2 separate regions of the Homo sapiens genome follow, and region 1 is linked to region 2. A link is a loop called in an ENCODE intact Hi-C map of the cell type or tissue named here. Cell type or tissue: HepG2. All regions are shown on one strand. Each heading gives the region's core, and the rest is flanking DNA. Links, peaks and the distances in the headings are about the cores only.

Region 1 (2,928 bases), core at 109-2,608, 55 kb after region 2:
GTATAGGAAATTGGGAAGATGTGTTTCGGGCAAAGAAAACATGAGAACCTAAAAGCAGCCTAAAATGAGGAACCCTAAGATCTTCCATTTGGCTGGGGTGCTCAGTGTGAGAGGGAGCCTGGAGAGAGAACAGGCGGAAGAGAAAGGAAGGGGCCAGTCATAGAGAATCTCAAAAACCACATTAATGAGTTCTGTCTTCATCCTCAGGGCAATGGGATGTTGTTAAGGGATTTTTAGCAAGGAAGTGACATGATCAGATTTGTGTTTTAAAATGATCACCCAGGCTGCAGCGTGGAAAATAAATTGGATGGGAGTAAGGCAGGAAGCAGTTGCTTCCTTTTTTGAACCCAAATACAGGAATTTACATTCATCCCTATTAAATTTAATCTTCTGAATTGCGGCTCAACAGTTCTCCCTGTTGAGACCTTTTTGAATCCTGATTCTGTCATCCAGTGTGATTTGCTAACCTACCAAGTTATGTGGCTCCTACAAACGTGACAAGTAAGCCTGCTATATCCAAATCATGTGCAGGGCTTACATTACTGAAAACCATGTCTGCTCTCTTCATGGCACTTTTGCCTGTGGTTGTGAGATTTCCTGGCTGGGTGAAAACATTTTCTGATCATTCCATGGTATTTCTTATTGCAAAGTTAATGAGCCAGCCCAGAATGGAAGTAACCATAAAGACGTAGTAACTCAAGCTACCCAGAACTTTCCTGTGCATTTCCTCAAGAGCTTATGACTTTACCATAAGGTGCCAACCCATTTTATTCTTGCATGAATTAATTTTGGCACCTGGTTTCTGGCTGGGGATTGTATAGCTGCTTTGTTCTTGGCTACAATAAGTGCTATCAAAAAATTTCTCTTCTGGCACGAATTGAAGTACATAATACTGTCTATATTTCTGCCCAGAATCTACTATCATCTGTTTAATATGCAAACTGTGCAAAACCAGGGCTACTACTGTGTAATAGATTTTGAAAAGTTGTCATCCAGATTCATTGTTTATTAGAGTTTATTAACTTTGGGGGTTTATGTGCTGTCTCTTCATTTCAGAGCACACAACCATTCACTTAAATGGGATGCACAAAGTTCTTCACACACTCTAGTGAACTCATCTGGTATTTTATACTGATCTATTAGATGAGCTCACTTAAATCACGCTCCTTTCTGCAGAAAAGGCGATTACACATACATATTAAATATCTGCTAGCTTTTTGGAAAGTATTGAGTTATATTAAGAATCTCGAACAAAGTTGAGCTAATAGAAAACATTAACTGGACAAACAGACAGTGGCTAGACCCAGAGTCCAGAGTGACCTCACAGGCAGCATTTTTTTTTTTTTTTAAACAGAGTCTCCCTTTGTCCCCCAGGCTGTAGTGCAGTGGTGCAATCTCAGCTCACCGTAACTTCCGCCTCTCAGATTCAAGCAATTCTCCTGCTTCAGCCTCCCGAGTAGCTGGAATTACAGGCACGTGCCACCACACCCAGCTGATTTTTGTATTTTTAGTGGAGATGGAGTTTCACCATGTTGGGCAGGCTGGTCTTGAATTCCTGACCTCAGGTGATCTGCCCACTTCAGCCTCCCAAAGTGCTTGGATTACAGCCATGAGCCACCATGCCCAGCCACAGGCAGTAATTTTTAAAATCTTTTTTTCCTAAGACCAGAGATTTCTTTGGACATCTCAGAGGCAAATAATAAAGGGAGGGAAAAGGTAAAAGCAATGGGCTGTACCCATAGTGTGTTCTCTCCTGCTACTCTCTCTTCCTCCCCATCCCCCTCCTACATTAAATAAAATTTTTGCTGTAAAAATTTGAAAGAGATTTACAAAATCTATTTACAATTATTTGCCTATGAGTTAATTATAGATTGACTGATTTTTTTAGCAATCTCTCTGCATACTTAGAAATTCTTTTGAGTTGTAAAAAAACCAAAAGTGTAACCTTTTTGCAATTGATATTTTTTAAAATAATAAATTCTAAGTGTAATAATTACTAAAATTGGCATAAGCTTCCATTTCAGGGATAAACATTTATTAATTTCACACTTGGATTTATGTTCATACATTACAGCCAATAATTTTGTTCATATCTCACATACTTCAGTAGGTTTTTGTAAAGCTTATAGGCTCTAGGCCTTGTGCCTATAGTGACTCATAAGAAAAATAAAACCCTTGCCTGTTTCGATCAGAAGAATTGCTTCAACAATTTAGGACATAAAAATAGAAAATTTGGGCTGGGCGTGGTGGCTCATGTCTTGTAATCCTAGCACTTTGAGAAGCCAAGGTGGGTGGATCATGGGGTCAGGAGTTCGAGACCAGCCTGACCAACATGGTGAAACCCCACCTCTATTAAAAATACAAAAATTAGCTGAGCATTGTGAAGCACGTCTGTAATCCCAGCTACTCAGGAGGTTGAGGCAGAAGAATCGCTTGAACCCAGGAGGTGGAGGTTGCAGTGAGCCATTGTACCATTGCACTGCAGCCTGGGTGACAGAGCGAGAGACCATCTCAAAAAAATAAAAAAAAAAATATATATATATATATATATATATATACACACACACACACACACACACACATATACACACATATATACACACACATATACATATATACACACATATATACATGCACACATATATATACATATATACTTATCTACACACATATATACACACATACATATATGTGTATATGTATGTGTGTATATATATATGTATGTGTGTATATATATAAAATTTAAAACCAGTAGGTTAGAGACATTAAGAAAAAATAGTAATTTGTTGTTATATTTTTCTCTCTGGGTGTCTCCTTCCTGCATCTTGTTCCTTCACTAGCTTCTCTGGTTATTCTTCTCTCTGGGTGTCTCCTTCCTGCATCTTGTTCCTTCACTAGCTTCTCTGTTTGAAGATGGTACTATGATTC
Region 2 (2,928 bases), core at 104-2,603:
GTAATCTAAAGAGGGTGGTGACTCCTGATTTTTATAGCCGAATCTCTTAGATAAATATTTTGCCATAAGACACATGAACTTGTAATTCATGACCTCATAAGAATGTGCTTTTCAGAGACTAATTTCTCTTTTCATTATCTTTCGTCTTCTCATACAAACTGTTAATTGTATTTTCAGTGCATGGTAAATACAAGGAAGTTTTTGCTAATCTGTGAAACTCGAGAGACTTTTTTTTTTTTTAATTTTTCCCGTTCAACAGGGCACCGAAAGAAGCCTAACAGTGGCCTTGGGTTTGATTTGTGATTATATATTACCCCTTCAGTCACTTCCCTCTCAAGCAGTCTGAAATCAGAAGCGAGCCTTACTCACATTTTTTCTCTTATGTTTAAACATGTATTCAAAAGGCACACAAGCAGTTAGAAACCTAGAAGCAAGTAAAGCAAATAAAAGCCCTTTGAAGCCACAGACCACTTTACAACACAGGACAATAAAAATTAAGGAAATGATAAACATGGGAATTGGCTGAAGAAAGAATATTTAGTAAAATGACAATTCTGCTTTTTACCAGTTTTCTGAGTGGTTTAAAACACAAGGTAATATTATGATATACATACTATAGACAACTTGCTGAAAAGCCAAGAAGAGAAAATGTTATGGATTCTTTATAAAATAATATAATGATTTCTGTAGAGGGCTTAAAAGTTGCATAATAAATTCTGCATTTGGTGCTAACTGAAGAATTAATATTCAGATAGAAATATTCAGGTAGATAATTGATATTAATATTCAGATAGATAATATTCAGATAGAAAGTAAGTAGAAATGATTTATAAAAAAATCAATGTAAAAGTATACCATGTAAATTAAGGGATATCAGGAAAGGGGTTATTAAAAAAAGCAATGTACCACACATTTAATACTATTCATATTTAATAATTAATGTTTAATAATAAATATTGCAAGAACTTACCAATGAGGTGAATAAGATTACTACAGGTTTCTTCCTCAGTAATATTAAAGTCACTGCAATATAAGTTACTAAAAGCACTTAAGGAATGGAATATTTTCCTTTATACATCAGGAATGAAATCAGCTGATTATTCTTGCAAATTTTCTAAGTTTCAAGTATATAGTATATCCTAATACCAATATGCTATAGTGAAGGGAGGTAAACATGTTGCCTATTCACACAAAGAAATAAAGAGTAGAAAGAATATAGGTACTAAATTCTCTTCAGAGGTTATAATATATATGAAAATTATAGGCAATAGTAATTTATCTAAGATAAAGATATATATACATATGAGGGAAAATAAAATAGACTTTTTTTAAAAAAACTATATTTGTCCAGATCTAGATGAGCTGAGCTAATAATATGGATAACACAAAACAGGAGCCAATCCTCAAATGTGCAATGAAGTAACCAGAGTAATTACACACACTCATGGTGGTGTGTGCTCTGCAACCCCTGGGGGACTGCTGATATGATTCACATGCAGCCTTTATAAATGACCCTCACCCCCACCACAGAGCTGTACAACCTGGTGGACTTGTAACAAAAGTTCAAGATCATAGATAACTTACAAAAGTAAAACTTCTAACTATGTTTACAAATATTAATCCATTTGGCCGCAGAATACGGTGCGACTGTATACATTGTGAGTCAGCATGATACACAGCACAAGGTAGGCATTTAACAGGTGTTGGCCAAGTGAACACATGACTGATGAAATAAACAAATAGAGTGTCTTCCATACTGTAAACTCATGACATCTCAAAGAAGAAAGTGAAGACCTGATCTAGGAGGAGTTAGTGAACTCTTACGCAAATCCATTTTGTATTTTTACTCAGTATTTCTCACCTGGATTCATGGTCAAGATTGAGAAGTCTGGCTCCAAAGTAGTTGCTCCTTTAGATAGCTGCCTGCATGCTTTATACTTTTGCTGAAGGAAGAGCTGGTCATTAGAGGGAAAGGCCCTCCACAGCAGCTGATCTGACTATAAAGAAAAAACTCACACGTGCTTCTGCTCTGGCATTGTTTTGTTAGGTGAAGGAGTGGAATTCACAGTAAGTATAACAAAGGAGCGAACTCTTTCCACTGGGTGACAATGCAAAGAAGAAATGGATAGCCAGGTTTTCCAACAATAGTGGGAATTCAGGGCATTCACCCTTTGGTAACTGAGAGTTGATTGTATATATGAATAGTTAGCTGCAACTGTTAAAGTGAAAATTTAGATTAAGAACAAACATTGAAGCAATCAACACAATCTAATATTCATGAAATTTCTGCAATGTATGTGTTAGTTGCTGTTCAGAGAACACTGAACTAGTTTACAGATAATTTTCAATGTCTACATTGGAAAACTACTTTATTTCCAATTACTTCAGGTATTTTAAGTTAAATTTAGGGGAAAAACTGATATAAAGAGGATGATTTTGATTTGGCTAACTTATCTGTCTCATGTATAACTACTTATTGTTTATGCCAAATAGTTTTTCAGCTTCTTTTTAACAAAATCCTGACTTTGGAGTAGCAACCTGACTAGTTAAAAATATTCATCTCTCCAGATATTCATGCGGTTTTTTGTTTTCATGTAATGGTTTTGAATAATAAGACACGGATGAAGCATCTGAGGTTAAGTTTTTGGACAGCTATTATTTTCCAAATAAAAGGGACAGAATTATGTCTTTTGTCCTTCACCTGTCCTCCTTCTTCCTGCCTGGCACATGGAGGGGCAGCAGCCATCCCACAAACATGAGGTTGGAAGCTACACGGTATGGATGGAGACGCAGGAGGCCAGAAGTCTGGTATTTGATGACTTATTTGAACAACTGTACCAACCCTAGCCTGCCTGCCTCCTCTGTCCTTGATGCCAGACAAGAAGAAACCCTTTTTTTAGTTAAGCCACTGTTATCAATTATCTGTTA

What was found. Hi-C counts contacts between places; a loop is a spot of excess contacts. Peaks named below come from ENCODE experiments on the same cell type or tissue, not always from the same donor. Only the 100,000 strongest peaks of a DNase experiment are listed, where the experiment ranks them.
Region 1: it touches region 2 in a loop (11-fold over the local background); 1 of 110 quality-filtered maps calls a loop at or near these places.

The regions. Positions count from the first base shown.
Region 1 is chr2:205,217,499-205,220,426 of GRCh38, reverse strand. The region is part of intron 15 of PARD3B (par-3 family cell polarity regulator beta); the gene reads right to left. Among named protein-coding and RNA genes, the nearest start is that of NRP2, 460 kb to the left of the region's middle. In HepG2, for the core only: no CTCF peak of the experiment used is centred there; a DNase peak (open chromatin) is centred at 1,366.
Region 2 is chr2:205,272,508-205,275,435 of GRCh38, reverse strand. All of the region lies in intron 16 of PARD3B (par-3 family cell polarity regulator beta), which reads right to left. Among named protein-coding and RNA genes, the nearest start is that of NRP2, 410 kb to the left of the region's middle. In HepG2, for the core only: no CTCF peak of the experiment used is centred there; a DNase peak (open chromatin) is centred at 1,615.